Regions from separate parts of the Homo sapiens genome. Here region 1 is linked to region 2. The links are chromatin loops, found by intact Hi-C in ENCODE. Cell type or tissue: MCF 10A. All regions are shown on one strand. Each heading gives the region's core, and the rest is flanking DNA. Links, peaks and the distances in the headings are about the cores only.

The links. Peaks named below come from ENCODE experiments on the same cell type or tissue, not always from the same donor. Only the 100,000 strongest peaks of a DNase experiment are listed, where the experiment ranks them.
Region 1: it touches region 2 in a loop (1.8-fold over the local background); 2 of 110 quality-filtered maps call a loop at or near these places.

Annotation. Positions count from the first base shown.
Region 1 is chr17:71,180,506-71,189,497 of GRCh38, forward strand. It overlaps CASC17 (cancer susceptibility 17), which reads right to left. Exons shown (of 4, transcript NR_104152.1): 2 at 5,091-5,150. Among named protein-coding and RNA genes, the nearest start is that of CASC17, 17 kb to the right of the region's middle. In MCF 10A, for the core only: no CTCF peak of the experiment used is centred there; a DNase peak (open chromatin) is centred at 4,406.
Region 2 is chr17:71,407,909-71,416,900 of GRCh38, forward strand. No RefSeq gene overlaps it. Among named protein-coding and RNA genes, the nearest start is that of CASC17, 210 kb to the left of the region's middle. In MCF 10A, for the core only: no CTCF peak of the experiment used is centred there; DNase peaks (open chromatin) are centred at 2,073 and 5,133.

The DNA.
Region 1 (8,992 bases), core at 417-8,416, 230 kb before region 2:
ATTGACCAAGAGCAAAGCAACAGAGGTACCTGTCTGTGATTTTCATCATTGCTGGGCTGAGTCAGCCGTCACTGGTTTTGGCTTGAGGACCACATTTCACTTTAATATTTCTGAATCAGATTGGTGCTTCCTATCGGTTCTGCCTTAATGCTCCAGCTATCATCTCAATAGCTTATATAAAGTTAATTAAGGCTATCCGAAATGCAGCCTTTCCAGGACTGTATCTCTTGAGCCTCCATCAAAACTGCCTTGTCATAAAGTAGAAGAAACTAGCATGTTAATAAGAAGAAGAGAAATCTGTCCAACTTCTAATAGTCTTATGATTCACCCTCCAATGGCTCAGAGGCCTTTCTGGACAACAGTGATTGCCATCTGGTTTCTTTGGGGATGATAAATTCAGCAATAAACATGGCTTTGGTCCTCTGTCCCTGTAAACCCAAGACACAAATATTGTGAGTCAGATGTTCCCAGCCAACAACACAACGGCTCCTGGGCTCAAGTGCTCATTTGACACAGCCCATGCCACCCAACTTCAATTTTGCCTGGGCTACATTTCTTTTGGAGGCACTACAGATTTTTTTTTTTAACACACACACACGCACGCACACACACACACCATTTTTTTTCAAGGAGGCAGGGGCATCCAGCCAAATAAACTACGTTAAGCAGTGGGTTCCATTTTAGGTGTTGACAGTGTATAATAAATCCAGGCCTACCTAACATTTACAGGAACGTTATAAAATGAGTGAAATGGCATGAGCTGGTTGCCAGGCCAACCAGACAAACACAATAAACAGGCAGCAGTGACAGGAGTAAGTTACACCATCTCTCCGGTCTGAAATATATCACTTTACATTAGCCTTTGACCACTTTGAAAGCTCTTTGTTTTATATTTTTCAAAATGCTCTTTTACAGCATAGATTACCATTAAATCTTTTCAGATGAGGAAGTTTCTTTTTTTCCCCAAACTTGCATAGCTCTAGAAAGTGAACATTTATTTTTATTTTAACCCTAATTAAAAAATAAATTCAAGTCTTAGGAACAATGTTAAGGCTCAAATCCTGAAGGTCCCTTCTGGCAGATTAAAATGAAAAAAAAATCTCTAGACTAGAAAGAAAATAAACAATAACAGTAGTTAGTACACTTAGTTGGTTTAAAATGTTCTGTTAAAATAGCAACATTTTGCAGTGCTATTTAACTCTTTAAAAGTGAGTCTGAATTCTTAAGTACCTTTTCCTCTAATAGAGAATACATTTTAATATAAGCTTAGAGTTATAGAACATCATAGCAAAAGCATCTTAGAAATCTTTCAGCACAATTTCCCTACTTGACATAGAATAAAACAAAAATAGATGGGTTAGACTGAGTTTTTTAATTACTAAAGATAATGACATCTTATTTCTGTTATTTACCTATAAAAGTATTTATTTTTATTCCTTTAGTCAATATTCCTGTAAGTAAAAGATGCTCTATTGCACTTTGTACCTTGGGCAACAAAGTAAAGTAGAATAATTTAGAATTGTCCATATAAAATGAAATAAAACTACTATATTTGCAAAAGATATATAGATACCTTTAATACCCAGTTTAATCAAACTTGTTTGACCCATGCAAAATATGAGATTATTAACTATTCTTCCAAAAGTCATACTGTGAATAGGGTGACTGACGATCAGTCTGCCCAAAACATTTCAAGTTTTAGCCCTGAAAGTCCCATGTTTCTGAAAACCCTCAGCCCTGGGCAAACAGGGACAATTACTTATCTATTTGTGAAGGTAATTTACTTTATTCTCATTGTTTTATAAAATATTTCATAAAAGTGTGTTTGTAAATTATTCTGAGGAAAATTTTGCCATTACTTCACTTGTTTATAATCAATAGACTCCACATATTTGAAATCTATTTTCTCCAGTGGGTGTGGTGTCTTTAGTATAAAAGACTTAGAATATGGTTAACTCATGCATCATGTTCAAGTTTTTAAATTGCAGCTATATCACTGAAAAATATTTCATGGCTGATAGAAAAAGTTATCCCAGTTTCCCATTGACTGATTGATCGTTTCTCTACTTGTCCTACCAGGACTTTGCTTTAAGGAAAACAATGTAGGATGTTAAAAAAAATAGAGAATGAGCAAAGGACAAGGTTAGAGGAAGCCTTCTGCCAGAACGTGGTTCTAACATAGCATACATTCGCAATTCTTCTTAAAAATGATACCAGGCATCTCCAAAATTGATTGATATTTTACTGTTAATTGGCACAGATTTTACTATATTGAGCTAAGAAAAGGCATTCTTCTCCCTTTCTATGAGCAGAATTGTATGTCAACTCTACAGATACTTCTTTAATAAGTTTTCTAATTCTATATTTTTGACATCTTATATGTCTACCTGTAGCTTGACATCCTAATCAATTACAGTTGGAGAAAATTAAGATTTTCTGATAAAAGTATTTCTGATAAAGAATAAACACATATAATTATCAGCCACAGTTCTTTACTCCATGTTGTTCCCACACCCTTTGCCATGTAACTTTGCAATTTCTTTCTTTAAGTAGGTGACGTCTATAGATTCTATTTGCTCACTCTGAATCCGTGACATGTTTCAGTCAATAGAATGCTATTGAAGTGATGGTTCACTAGTTCTGAGCCCAGGCCACAAGAGGTCACGTGCACTTCTACTTTTTCTACCTTTGCCATAAAAACATGCCTGGCTCTCCTGCTAGAGATTGAGCAAACAGGCCCAGTAGCTATCTTAGCCCTGGCTGACAGTCACTTAACTGCCAGATATGAAAGTGATCCCATCTGAGGCAAGGGATCCAGCCAGGTGAGTCCAGCCCAACTAAACCATCAACTCCAAGACTCACGATTTTGAAAATTCTTATCTTCTTTTGCCACACAGATTTGATATGATTTGCTATGTAGTATTGCTGTGACAATAGATAACTGGTATAAAACTGAAAGTAAAGTGCCTTCATAGGCGGCTGCTATAAAAATATACACTCTGTAAAGAGTTGTAAAGAGGTTTTTGTGTCAACACCTTCTAATAATCTTAGGGTTTGATTGCAATTTTACTGAAGTCCATACTCCAAGCCACCTAATGCTCACATGCTTCTCCCTAGCTGCTTGGTGACCCTGCTTCAGGTACTTATACCTCATAATGTACTCAAGCATGGCCATTATGTCCACAAAATAAAGATGGAACATACTGCCTTAGTGGTCATATTGCATTAGTGCATGGCAGTAGTTAGCCTCTTGATTTAAATAATGCACGGAGCCTATTTGAGGAGGTCCATGGTATATTTATATTTCAGTTCTAAAATATCCCAACTGGCTACCACAGCTAGAGCTAATTAATCAACTGGTTAGTTAATATGTTATTGCTAGAGCTGCATCTATGCCCAGCACGATAGCTATGTTTTAGGGATACTGATAGGTTTAACCATGCACACTGGAGAACTACTGCAAAAAGGTATCCTGTGCATACTTTAGCAAATTTAATTTCTACCACACTATTGCTAACTGGCAACTGTCTCTATTGATGTTATTCCATATACAGGATTCAGTGAATAGAGTTAAAATTTAAAACTTAAATTTTCTAACTTTGATTATGGTCAGAAGTCTAGCATAATAAGTGGTTATTAAAGGAATAAAATAATTAAGGAAAAATGTAAAGAAACAATTCTATGTCCTATAAGAGACATAACTTGCTTTAATAACTAGGCATGATGAAAAAATGTAGTAATAAAACATAGAAATAATGTTAGAAATAAAGTGTTAGAAGATAAGTATAAGAGAAAACATTTTTCGTTTCAATAAGGCCCAAGAGAACCCTTACAATCTACAAATAGAGATTCTCCTTGGACCACAAAAGGCAAGACTGTTAATCTTTCTGTAACTACCTTGACATCATTCTTACCATATCTTATGGCCATTTCCACTACATAGCTTCCAACTAAAAACAAAGGAACAAACAAAAACACTGTGTAAAACAGGTACAGATATTCTATTGAACAACCATGGTTATTGTCCTGACATCTACCTGCAGAAAATAATCAATCACCAAAGGGAATCGAAAAATGATAAGAAGGACAATATTGAATGTTACAGACTGTCCTGAAATATAGGAAACCTTATTTCCTTATCCCCAAGTTTAACAGTACTTCACTTAAAAGGTAAAAAAAAAAAAAAAAAAAAAAAAAAAAAGGCATACTAGTCTAAAATGTCTCAGCTACAGAAATTTCTAAATGATCCATCTTGGAGTAGCTGTCCACAGCTGAATAAAATTGCCTTAGTGCATGAATCACTCTTAGGTTTTATTCAGGTTCATTACTATGTGTTATTTCTCTCGGCTACCCTTCTCAATCCTTGCTCACCATGCTATTTGGAAATCTCTAAAGGAAGGGTGGGGTGAATCCCATGACTCCTGCTCTCTTGCCATTTTTAGCTGCCTGAAACCTTTCCTGGCTGCCAGAATTTATAGACTTGGGCTGAGTGGCCTTGCCAAATAACAAGCGTCTGGCTCATGAATCCCGAGGTGGACTCTTATTAAATGGAAACGTGTCCACTCCACCATATGAAAGCAAAGAAGGGGCTTGAAATGTCAATGTGTGAAAAGTCAAGGTTAATGGAGTGCAAGGTTTTTACAAGAGAACCGCCACCCTGCAATGACTAATTAAACCGAGTGAGGTCCAGATGGCAAGCATCTTTAAAGATGCCAATTATAGATTCAAATGTTTTTGTGTGACACTGTTTTCCTAGAAAGATTAAGTAGTAATGACGTCTTGCTTTCAGTGTGAGATATCACTTTATTCCATCAGTGATCTGGCCAATACCTGGCCTTGGCTGCACGTATTTACACAATTGATGCTACCTTCATAATATGAATGGGCGTAGAGCAGACACTTAAGTTAAATTTTAACTTAATTAAAATTTAAGCTATCTGTAGCCAACCTAGAAAAAGTGAGTGGATCTCTGGTCAAAAATGAAATTTTCTGTATTTGTATTACCACACTCCGGCATGATTACCTGGGCTCATTTTTGAACAATCATTTGGAAAAATCAATTTTGAACAATCATTTGAAAAAATACTTACCTTATGTCCACTGAAGTCTTGTAAGTTCTACCATCATAGCCACCTCCTCAGGGAAATGTCCTGAAATGATTCAAGGACACAAAAGATGAGAAGGAAATAAAACTTCCAAAAAATATGCAACCAAGCTGAATAAGGGCGAAAGACTTAAACCTGTTAGGGACAGGGGCAAATTTGAATGAGGTGAACCAAAATTCTTCCACTTTGGGATAGAGAAAAGTCAAATTAATCATTTTCCTCACCTACTGAGTCTCATATTTAGATAATTTGCGTGGGGGTATGAGATGGAGTCTCACTCTGTTGCCCAGGCTGGAGTGCAGTGGCATGATCTCTGCTCACTGCAACCTCCACCTCCTGGGTTCAAATGATTCTCTTGCCTCAACCTCCCAAGCAGCTGGGATTTCAGGCACCCACCACCAGATCTGGAAAATTTTTATATTTTTAGTAGAGACAGGGTTTCACCATGTTAACCAGGCTGGTCTTGAACTCCTGACCTCAAGTGATCTGCTTGCCTCGGCCTCCCAAAGTGCTGGGATTACAGGCATGAGCCACCGTGCCCAGCCTAGATAATAATTTTTAGCCTAATATTTCACTCTACAGTCCTGCACAAGATGATTCTGAAGATGCTTTTAAAGTATTCTGTGTTCAAAACACCGTAATAAATTCTGTATGAAACTGCATGTAAAGCGTCTCTTTACCACAGATGTCTCAGGTTCTCTACCTTACTATGGTGAACTCTGAGTTTTGAGGGAGGGATGAAATATTGTATACCTGCACATTAACAAACACACACACACACACACACACACACACACACACACACACACAGAGAGAGAGAGAGAGAGAGAAAGAGGGTTTTCAGACTTTGTTTTTAGATTTAACATTTTTTAATAAATGTAGATTGAGTACAATACTGAATAAGTAAGGTTAATGAGAAGAAGAAAGATGACAAAAGTCTGTCATTTAGGAGCATTAATCTGGCAAGGGAATCAGGATATTGTAGACAAAATTGGTAGAGCAATGAAATTAGCATTTTCTTCTCACTATCACCCTTACACAAGATGTTAAAAAAACAGAGTGGGGAAGGAGTCAAAAGGGAGACAGAGAGTCATTCAAGAGCAAACTTAATGGGTTTGTGGGACTTTCTGTAAGTCAGGAGCAAGAAACAAGTCAAAGATAATTCTGAGGTCTCTGGAGAAAAAAATATTAATAAACATTGGGATAGGTGAAATGAAGAGAAATCCACTTTCGCATTTGTGGAGTTTAAAGCTATGAAAATCTTTGAAGCTTTGAGTGTGAGAAAAATAACCTAGAGGGGCCGCTCATCTTTTAAAGTATGTTGGTAAAATGGTGACTGAGTCTAGCAAAAATCATGCACAATTCTTGAAGAGATAAGATTTGGTTTATGTGTTAGTCAGAGTTCTCTAGAGGGACAGAACTAATAGGATAGATGTATATCTAAAGGGGAGTGTATTAAGGAGTATTGACTCAGACGATCACAAGGTGAGGTCCCACAATAGGTCATCCGCAAGCTGAGGACCAAGGAAGACAGCCTGAGTCCCAAAACCCCAAAAGTAGGGAAGCTGACAGTGCAGCCTTCAGTCTGTGGTTGAAGGTCCAAGAGTCCCTTGGACCAAGTTGAAGAACTTGGAGTCAAATGTTCAAGGGCAGGAAGCATCCAGCACGGGATAAAAACGGAGGCCGGAAGGCTAAGCCAGTCTAGTCCTTCCACGCTCCTCTGCCTGCTTGTATCCTCGCAGCACTGGCAGCTGATTAGATGGTGCCCACCCTGACTGATGAGGGTGGGTCTGCGTTTCCCAGTCCGCTGACTCAAATGTTAATCTTTTTTGACAACACCCTCACAAACACACCCAGGAACAATACTTTGCATCCTTCAGTCCAATCAAGTTGATACAATATTAACCATCACAGATTAAAAGGAAGAAATTGAAGCCTTTTCATTCCAATAATAGACTTTTGGTGCTAGACTGTGTGATAAGAAAGCAGATAACAGAGATGACAGCTGAGAACAAGTTAAACTCCAAGAGCACCTAAATGAATCACATCTACAGGTCAAGGTATGTGTAAGTGTGAGTATGCATGTGTGACGTATAGTTGCCAAAGGGCCAGAGGAATCTTGAAAATGAGTTGACTTTTATGGACTATTAATACTTTTATGACTTTTATTGCTATTAACATGGTACTGATTTTGGTTAAGATTACTGGGTACTTGCTGAAGCCCAGAAGATATTTTCCATAGACAATTTTGATTAATTATCAAAAGAATCTTATGCAGGTACAACTTTCCCTTTATGAAATGATTTTATTAAGGTATAATGTATATACCTAAACATTTACCCATTTTAAATGTACGACTTAATGATTTTAGCAAATTTACTGCACTGTGTACAACCATCAGCATAATATATGGTTTTAGAACATTTTCATCACCCTGGTAAGATCATGCATGACCTTTATAATCAAGGTACATCCTCACTTCCAGCTCCAAGCAACCAATAACCTACTTTCTTTCTCTATACATTTTCAGCACGTACTATGTTATGCCCATTTTGCATCTGAGTAAATTTGACTTCGTTGTTCACCTAGTTCTGAATTAAATTTCCCTTATTAGCAAGCAGTATAGGAAACAGAATGTCTTTGAAAATCATGATAAAATTACAACAACAACAACAGCATGAAGTATATGATTCCAGAAACCTAATGTCTACAGCATGGGAGATATTTCTTGTGGTAAGTTAGTGTTTTCCATGTTCAAAAGAAATAAACCAAGAACTAAAAGATTGATGTGCCAGCCTACGAAGATGGATCCTATATGACATTGAGGGGGAATAAAAAGGCTTGGTACCAGTAAGAAAATAAGTGAGGTTTCACTGTTGGCTGAGCCTTTAGACACCACCAGCCTGGCTAGGTGAGTTTGTGGAAAACTGTCTTTGGTGGTCTCTGGGTGAAACCCTGATAGGCAATTGCATTTCAGAGACAGTCAGCATGGTCAGCTAGGGATTTGGATTTGTCCCACAGTTTGAAAGGGGGGCAGAAATTGACCACATGGAAATTGGCGTTCAGAGAAATTGCATCTGGAAGGCAAACTTTCCAGGCTGCTGAAGGCTTAAAATGTCAAATTGTTTGAAAAACAAACACCGTGACATAAGAGGTATATGCAATGAAATCTTCAAGATGTTCCCAGCAGAGCAGCATACAGTAGTTGGCTCAATGAACCTATACTCCAACCCCCAATACTGGCCTAATAACCAAAATAAGAAGTAGAAATGTTAACTGTGAGATTTAAGAATAGGATTTGAAAAACCAACCGCACAGGCTAGATTTGCCCTCAGCTCTTATCCACACAATAATTACTGGATGTTCTCTGTTAGGCTCAATCTTTTTGCAAATGACTCAGCCTCCTGCACCTGGTAAGTGTGCATTCCTAAACTCTGAAAGAGTCTACATATTCTATATAAATTGAAGATTAAGCCTCATGGATAATACAAAAATAGGGTTCAGGCAGAAGTGAAGAAATCTGTTCAAAATTACCTTGGGAAGGGACTATTCCTCAACGAGCTGATAATCCAGCCTGTAAAGTAGCAATTGGACATTCAAGATACAAATCAAGCTTGCAAGAAGAATGAGATAGCAAATCTTCAGGGAATTTAAAAAACACAGTCATAATCAGACTGTGTAAAGTATAAAAGTGAATACTTATTCACTCAGAAGATATTTGTGGTTCACTGGTAGGCCACTTGGAGTTTCTATTGTGGTTTCTTTATTCTCTCTCATCCTTAAAAAATGTGATGAGTGTAATAAGCTTTACATCCATTTTCAAGGCCCAGTGCAAAAGAAGTCTACCCAGTTCTTATCTGGCAAGTGTCCCTTCTGCTTCTGAAAAT
Region 2 (8,992 bases), core at 617-8,616:
TATAGTGCAGCTCAGGAAGCTGAGTTTCATTACAATAAACCTATGGTTTCACTAAGGCATTTTCCCATGAGAACATTTTAATTAATTTATTATTTGCAAATGAAGCTACAGGTGTTTGAGTGGGTTGGTAGTAGCAGTGATGTCTGTGTGTGTGTGTTCGCACGCGCTAGAGCGCATGTGCATGAGTGTATGTGTGCCTTAATTGCTTCTATATCTGCCTCTCCGGCTCAGCCTGTCCAGGCCAGCTGGCAGCCCCCAGCAACTGATTCCCAGACAAGTCTCTGCCGGCAACTTGTCACGTGGTGATGGGATGATTCTGTCAGGCCCACGCAGCTATGCAGGAAAATAAAATTGTCATAATAAGATGCTGGCTTCTTGGCAACTCGACCCTAGTTCTGGGGTAGAGGTTGGCAGTCATCCTCCTTAGAGACTGAGATGTTCTAACTATGATCAAATGTTTAGATATTTTTTAAAGCTGCTTCTTTGTCCCAAGGAAGATTTTGTTCTCTCATGCCAATGCTAGCACCTTACTAATGATTTTCAGATATATTTTCTAACCTAGAGATATCAACTAAGACTTGGTCTTGCTCTCTCAGCACAAAACATTTGCAACTCGGTTTGGGGGTTTCAACAAAGTGCCACTTAAACTTGACAGGCAAAGTTTCCAATATGGCTATTTCTTAGGAGGGAATTGGCATGGTAGAAAAACCTATGACTTTGGGGTTAGACTGAGCTGAGCTTTAATCCAAGTTCTCCATTCAAGTAGGGATTGAGCAACATAGCTAAATACTAGCTTGGGAGTCTAGCTTTGCCCATTAATAAAATGGTAAGAAAAACAACTATTTTTGGACCATTGTCAAGATTAGCAGAATGTGAAGATGAGCTATTTGACACATAGTAGGCACTCAGTAAATGTCCATTAATTATTAATGCCATCACTATTATTTTTCTATAAACCCTCCAATAACTATTGGGTTCTTTTTAATTCTCAGCTCTATGCTTCCCATTTTAAAAATGATTCTATTTTCTGTATTTTTAGTAGAGAAGAGGTTTCACCGTGTTAGCCAGAATGGTCTCGATCTCCTGACCTCGTGATCCACCCGTCTCGGCCTCCGAAAATCAGCTGGGCGTGGTGGTGGGCGCCTGTAGTCCCAGCTACTCGGGAGGCTGAGGCAAGAGAATGGCGTGAACCCGGGAGGCGGAGCTTGCAGTGAGCCAAGATCGCGCCACTGCACTCCAGCCTGGGTGACAGAGCAAGACTCCGTCTCCAAAAAAAAAAAAAAAAAAAAGATTGCATTTTCTAAATTGAATATACCAAAGTAAACACTTAAAGCAAAGCAAAGCAACCTATTTCTGCATTGCTCTTTTCCCTACCATGTCAACTTATGACTATAACTTGCTATGGTTAATTATTTAGCTGTGTCTGTGCTCTGTCTCAAGTTAAAAGTTAAGTCCCTCTAGGGAAGGAACTATGTATTTACCACTTTGTGTATTTTTCACTTCCTCACTGTACTAGAAATTACTAGTCTTAGTAGAGGTCTCAGAATATTCACTGACATGCTTCTGGGTCATAATCAAACATTTAGGGAGGAATATTACTCAATTTAAGTAAAAATATTTAAGTTGAATTACCAATAGGATCTATAACTTTCAGAGTATCCTGCATCTACGGTTTTAAACTCAGGTGGAGACTAATTTATAAAAAATAAGGATAAAGTATAAAAACAATAAAAATAAATAGATAAATAAACAAATAAAAGTCATGGATGACAGTTTTTAGCATTTATATTTTAGGGACAGAGTCCAATATGCTACTATAATATACCTCCATGTGTATCCCTGTTCAAAAGCTTATTGCTAATTAAAATAAACATTAGATTCCTGAGGTTTACTGAAAATTTTATTGCATTAAAAAAAAGCAAGTGTATGTGAGATGGTAAAAAAAAAAAAGAGCAAGAGAGAGATAAAAGTTAATTAATAGAATCTGGCCTTCTTCCAAAATATACTCTGAGTTTGAGGTATTTGGGATTGGGTAATTTAGGTTGGTTGGTATGTGAAAAACATCTGTCATGATGAGTCTTGCTATAATATGCGACTCACTGGGAAGGCACGGCACCATCTTCATCATCACGATGGGCTTCAAATATGTGCCACTTTCGGCATGACACCATTAAGTGTCTGGGTCCTTATTGGGCAATATTCTGTATTGATTATAATATGTTTTACCTTCTGAGGTTGGCTTGGAAAGTTGAATGGTAAGCAAAGTCATTAGTTGCCCTTGGAGTTGATTTATATCTCCATTGGGAGGTAGTTTTTCCACCACTTTTTCTTAAATGGAGTTGGGTTTGGAGTACCCTATCTGGTACTATTTATAATCTATTAGTCCCCATTTACTACAGGGTCTGGAACTAATTGCACATAAAAATTCCCAACTAGTTTCTGAATCAAAATAGTTATTTTTATGGCTAGAGCCAGGTTTTCCAAAGGGTGTACCATGAAATACTAGTGCCATAAGATGCTCCCCAAAAAGAATTTTATTGTTCAAATAAATTTGAGGGAAAACAGTCCATTGATGCTCTCTTTTGTTGGTATATTGCTAGATTTTGGGGTCCACAATAGCAGAATCAGTGTAAACATTATTATCGTTGAAGCAACTAGCATAATGACCAGCAAATAGAAGACATGTAAAAATATTATCGATAAATTAATGAACACTTAAACAATTCTGCAGTAAAGAAAGCACTTAGCTTTGCTCATTTAAACATTTCCCAATTTGTAACAGTCATGGAACCATTTTTTCGCATAAAAAACATTATAAACAGCTTATCTTCCAAAGAACATCTTGTAGGGAACTCTTGTCTAGAGTATTAAACACATTCATTAAAATAATTTTATGTATACATTCACTCATTCAATGTTCATGTTTTAGTACCTACTAAGTTCTATGTTCCGGGAACATATTAACAAAACATAAGCTCTGCCATTATTGATCTTTTAGACTACTAGGAGAAATATGACAGAGTCTTGTTTTTAAAACAAGGCAACATGTAGTAAGTGTCATATGAGAAGTGGGAATACGAAGATTACAAAGTGAGAAATGAACAAAAAATATCCACATTTGGATATCCTCCTCATGATATAAAATTTAAGAAGTAGTGTTCATTTGTATGATTTATGAAAGGTTATTTCTCACACTGCAAAGGTCAAGAAAGTACCACAAAATAATGAAATGCTCTCACTGTAAGACAAAAAGGAGTAGTGGAGACTGTTTAAAAAGTTTATGCTCAGCCGGGCTTGGTGGCTCCTGCCTGTAATCCCAGCACTTTGGGAGACCGAGGCAGGCAGATCGCCTGAGGTCAGGAGTTCGAGATCAGGCTGGCCAACATAGTGAAACCATGTCTCTACTAAAAATACAAAAAATTAGCCAAGTGTGGTGGCAGGCGCCTGTAATCCCAGCTACTCGGGAGTCTGAGGCAGAAGAATCGCTTGAAACCGAGAGGCGGAGGTTGCAGGGAGCCAAGATCATGCCATTGCACTCCAGCCTGGGCAACAAGAGTGAAACTCCATCTCAAAAAAAAAAAAGAAAAAAAAAGTTCATGCTCTGTTCTCACTCATAAGTGAGAGTTGAACAATGAGAACACATGGACACAGGATGGGGGACTTCACACACTGGGGCCTGTTGGGTTGGGGGAAAGGGAGGGAGAGCATTAGGACAAATACCTAATGCATGCGGGGCTTAAAACCTAGATGACAGGTTGGTGAGTGCAGCAAACCACCATGGCACATTTATACCTACGTAAAAAACCTGCATGTTCTGTCTATGTATCCCAAAACTTAAAGTAAAATAAATAAATAAATAAAATACCTATAAAAAAGTTCACACTCATATTAAAGGACGCAGTTGGCAAATGGATAGAACTAACTATTATCATGGACTTCATGCTGGCAAGTCTTCTGATCTGTTATGAGAAGTCACAAATCTGGATTTTGATCTACAATATTCTCATTATATCCTTATTTATTTTACATATCAACAAAGCTGACTCCATTACACACATATACCTATATACTTGTAAGGTAGATTAAATAGACACATTAACCTTTTTTTCAAAAATTATGCTAAAATTACAATAATGCATTTTTTTTTTTAAATACGTGAGCCTTGAGGATGTACAAAATTGGTGAAGGACGATAGTTGAAATGTTGTGGAAGCTGGTAAGGGGATGGCCCAGTGGTAATGGATTTAGCTGACCCAAGAAAGCAAAATCCCAAGCTTGGAATGAGGAAAGCTAAATTCTCTCAGAATTTTCAAAAAAGCTCAGTCAGTGGTATCTCATACCTCTGCAACTCGGGGAGAAGGCAGGATGGCTAACATCAGAAGGGCTGAGAAGCTGATGGAGACATATTGAGAGATCCCCACCTGTCCACTGTAACACATTCTGAGCAAACTGTTCTTCCCTACACGTTTGATACTATAGATTGGTCCCGTGGCTAGTATAAAATCGAGGGTCTGTGGATTGCAGGATGGCAGACAAGGATGAGAATGTGGATACTGTAAAGAATGAAAACAAGGGATTAAGCAGCCACATGCATCCTGAATCTTAAAAGGAATCACCCTGCACCCCAGCCTTCTTTCCCCATTTGGCACCAAACAGATGGGTGACCCGATTGTTAATCTTCAGACAGGAAATTGGGAAAATGTTTTCCTGAAAATCTGACTAGTGTTCCCTTAGGATCCTGACATCAAGGGATCCCAAACCAATAGCTCCCCAAATTATTCTACAGTAAACCTAAGAGCAATTCCAACAGCATGACTCTAATTGGTGGATTAGTCTTCATAGAGCAGAAAGCCCCAAATCAACAGATAATTTTTTTTAAAGACTCTAACATAGAAGATAGTGGTCAAAATGAATAAAGAGAGGTGGAAGAGAAACTATACAGGAAAAAAACAAATTTTTCGAAGTGCGACTTATAAGTGGGACCTATAAGCCTCTGTAAGTGTAGACAGTGGAACATATTAACCCAGTGAAAAGACTTCTGCCAGATATTTTGTACGAGGCTCATACTGTAGTTGCACCAGGCATACCAGCTTGATGAGTCTTGGGTTACTCAAGCCTTACTCATGAGCTTGCCCGCTGATTTACCCAGAAAGAGATTTTGTAAACTCTCAGGGAACTGAAACCAGAGCTACTGCTCAGTTTATTTTCTCTGTGGACATCTCATGTAAGTCGTAGCAACATTACCCTATCCTTACACAGCCAGGATTGTGCTTGCTACTCAGGTACACAAACTGAACAGTAAATTGTTTAGATACATGCACAGGTGTACAAATTTAAAATCAAATAAGCAAGTAAGTGAATGATTATCCGAAAAGTCAGGATAGTGATTATTTCCAGAGGAAGGAGGGTGTATTAGATTCCTATGACCACTATTAAATAAATTACCACAAACTTAGTGACTTCAAGCAACATGAGTGTATTCTCTTATACTTCTAGAATTCAAGGGGTAAAATCAAGATATTGGCAGGGCTGTCTTTCTTCTGGAGGCATTATGAGAGAATCTGTTTCCTTTTTTTTTCTAGCTTCTAGAGGCCTTCTGAATTTTTTTTGGTTTATGGCTCATCATGACAACCTTTGGTTTCCTCATCATATCTTTCTTTTCTGACTCTGATTCCTCCCGCACCCTCATATGAGGATCTTTATGATTACTTTGAGCCCACTTGGTTAATCCAACATAATCTCCCCATCTCAAAGTTCTTACTTTAACCACAGCCGCGAAGTCCCTGTTGCCACCTGAGGTAACCTATTCACAGGTTCTGGGGATTAGGATAGAGACATCATTGAGGTGTCATTATTCTATCACAGAAGGGGATGCAATCTGGGAGAGTCACTTGGGGGTTTTTGGTTTAAGATAAGCTGCACAATGGATGGCAAGTGTTTATTTTGCTTTTTATCATTCAACTGTACATATATATTTTATATACATTCCTGCAAGTCACATGTTTCACAAAAATGGGCTACACGTGTTATATATATGGGTCAAGTTTAGCTCCTTGTGTCTAGTTAGCAAATTTAATCTAGGATAATACTTATGTTGCAGGTTTACAACAGTGAGAAAGATGATACAGAGATTACTTCCTGCTTTTCTCTCTGACACAACTGTCTTTTTTTTTTTTTTTTTGAGACAGAGTTTCACTCTGTCACCCAGGCTGGAGTGCAGTGGCGCATTATCACAGCTCACTGCATCCTCAACCTCTCACACTCAGATGATCCCCCCACCTCAGCCTCCTGAGTAGCTGGGACTACAGGCATGCACCACCACAGCCAACTAATTTTTGTAGATATGGGGGTTTCGCTATGTTGCTCAGGTTGGTCTCAAACTTCTAGGATCAAGATATCTGCCTGCTTCAGCCTCCCAAAGTGCTGGAATTACAGGCATGAGCCACCACGCCTGGCAGTGATTTCTTCTTAATTACAGCCTAATTTCCTTTGGACTTGAGGCTGTAAGCAAGAGCAATGTGTTTGTCTTTTAGAATGAAGTAGGGCAGTAGTATTAACAGTTTCATGTAATGGTCAATTGATATATGTCATTGTATTAGGCTCTTCTTGTATTGCTATAAAGAAATACCTGAGACTGGGTAATTTATAAAGAAAAGAGGTTTAATTAGTTCTTGGTTCTGCAGGCTGTATAGGAAGCATGGCACCTGCATATGCTTGCCTTCTGGGGAGTACTCAGGGAGGTTTTATTCATGACAGGAGGTAAAGCGGGAGCTTGCATGTCACATGGTGAAAGCAGGAGGGAGAGAGACAGAGAGAGAGAGAGAGAGAGAGAGAGAGAGTGAGTGGGGTGTCAGTCACACACTTTCAAACAACCATATCTTGCAAGAACTCACTCACTATCCCAAAGACAGCAGCAAGCCATGAGGGATCTGCCCCCATGATTCAGGCACCTCCCACCAGACCCCACCTCCAACTCTGTGGATTACATTTCAACATGAGATTTGGCTGGGGACATATATTCAAACTATATTAGTCATCAAAATGATAATTTGAATTTGATTTTGTTTGGTCTTAGAGGAGACATTCTTGAGGCTCATTTGAAAAAACCAATATCCCAGGTCATTCTAGACTATCTATCCTTTCCATATGTTTCAAGAACTTAACAGACTTTATACAAAAAGCCGAATATGGGGTCTAAGGAATATTTAGTTGCATGGTATATGACTAATTTTTCACCCCATGGGAGACAAAAGCGTATTCTTGGTCAGCCTCTTAGCATTTCCAGGGATCCATTTTTCTTTCCTTTCTTCCAAACTAATAAATTCTCCAGGAATGCTGAGAAACCTTCAGGCCTAAAGAATTTAGAAATTGTGGATGGTATACTGGTAAAAGCAATCAATAAAAAACTATAACATTAGAGTCTACTTGCAAAACAGGAGGAGTAGCAGGCAATCTCGACAGTGGAAATAGCCCAGGTAAACTTACATTCAATTGTAAATTGTTGAAGTGAGATACTCAACATATTGCATCTGGGAGGTTTCCCCTGAGTGTTGAATCTCCTCAAGTGATCAAACCCAAAATTTCTCTGGAAATAAAGTCAGAAATTGAATGATTTTGAAAAGGAATTTTCTTGCAGTGTTTGTCATTTTTTCCTAGTCTGGGTAAGTGGCATAAGGTAGAGAAAATTTAGAAAGAATAAAATGTTTTCAGTTATTACAAGAATGAAAATATCAATATTTTAAAATATCCAAACAAGTTGAAAGATTATTGTTGCTGTCACAAATTAGAGATGAGCAGCTGGGAAATATTGATTGTCAAATTTTCAAGTTTGGTATCTTTTCAAATATAAAATAATGTGTTTCCTAGGTGGTAGTTTAAACCATCCGAGTACATGGCTTCTTTAGAATTAACTTTAAAGGAGTTTTCTTTATTTTGGCCTAAGAGGTGATACTATCCCAGGCATCATAAAAGCATAGCATTTGAAATTTACCTTTTTAAAATGTAGATAGATTTGAACTAGAAAATAAAGAATTTGATTGAGATATGATTTCATTTGGATATTAGCAAGAAACATCAGCCAGAATGCTGTATTTGCATAGATCTGATGCCTTAAATTCAGGCTAACTTATCCTGTTACCAGCAAACAAAAGTCTCTGACATACTTGCCCTATGTGAAACAAATGCCCTGAGCTACTTCTTTGGCTTTGAACTCCATTACTGTGTGGTTCTGGTATCTTACCTTGGTTCTGATCTCATATTTGGTCCTGCTGTCATGTTTGGAGCTCAGGAGATCTGATCTTCTTGGTTTGGGACCCAAGTCACCCCTAACCCATGACCATAACTAGCTGCACCTTTTAATGGGGAGTGCTTCAGGCATCTCTACATCTCACAGTCTAGGCAAAACTCACTCCTGGTCATGAAAAGGAAGATATTCCCTTACCTTAGCCTAAAAGTCTCTTTTCAAGTCTTGATCTCCTGCTCTAGGATTGAAAAGCTGTCAACACTGTAGTAAGGTCTCTGAATCTCGTCAAGATAAAACACTGGTGCATTCCATAAAGTCAAGTTTGTTGTCGTCGTTGTCCTATTTTGGTTTTGGTTTTCATTTTAACTTGCACTGAACATGGGTTATGATCAGCCAAGTCCAAGCTGAACTACTATGAAGTTTAGCCTAGTTCTTTTTCAGTGTTTTTTATCAGTCATTCACAGACTCTTGGGAATTACTTAAAATCTTTATTTTCTAAACAACTCGCAAGGGAAGAGAATAGGTAAAAGGAACAGAAAAGAATCAATGAATCAAATACTTTTAGATGGTTTTGGATTAAATATGGTTTAGAACTTTCTTTACTGCTGGATATTTGAGAATATATAACATGCTTTGTGCCTTTGAATAGCCACATTAGTTCAATCTTGTTTATAGTTTTCCTAATGTAAATTTTGAAGCAGGTGTGTGTGTGTGTTTGTGTGTATGTGCATGTATTTGTGTGTCTCTGTGT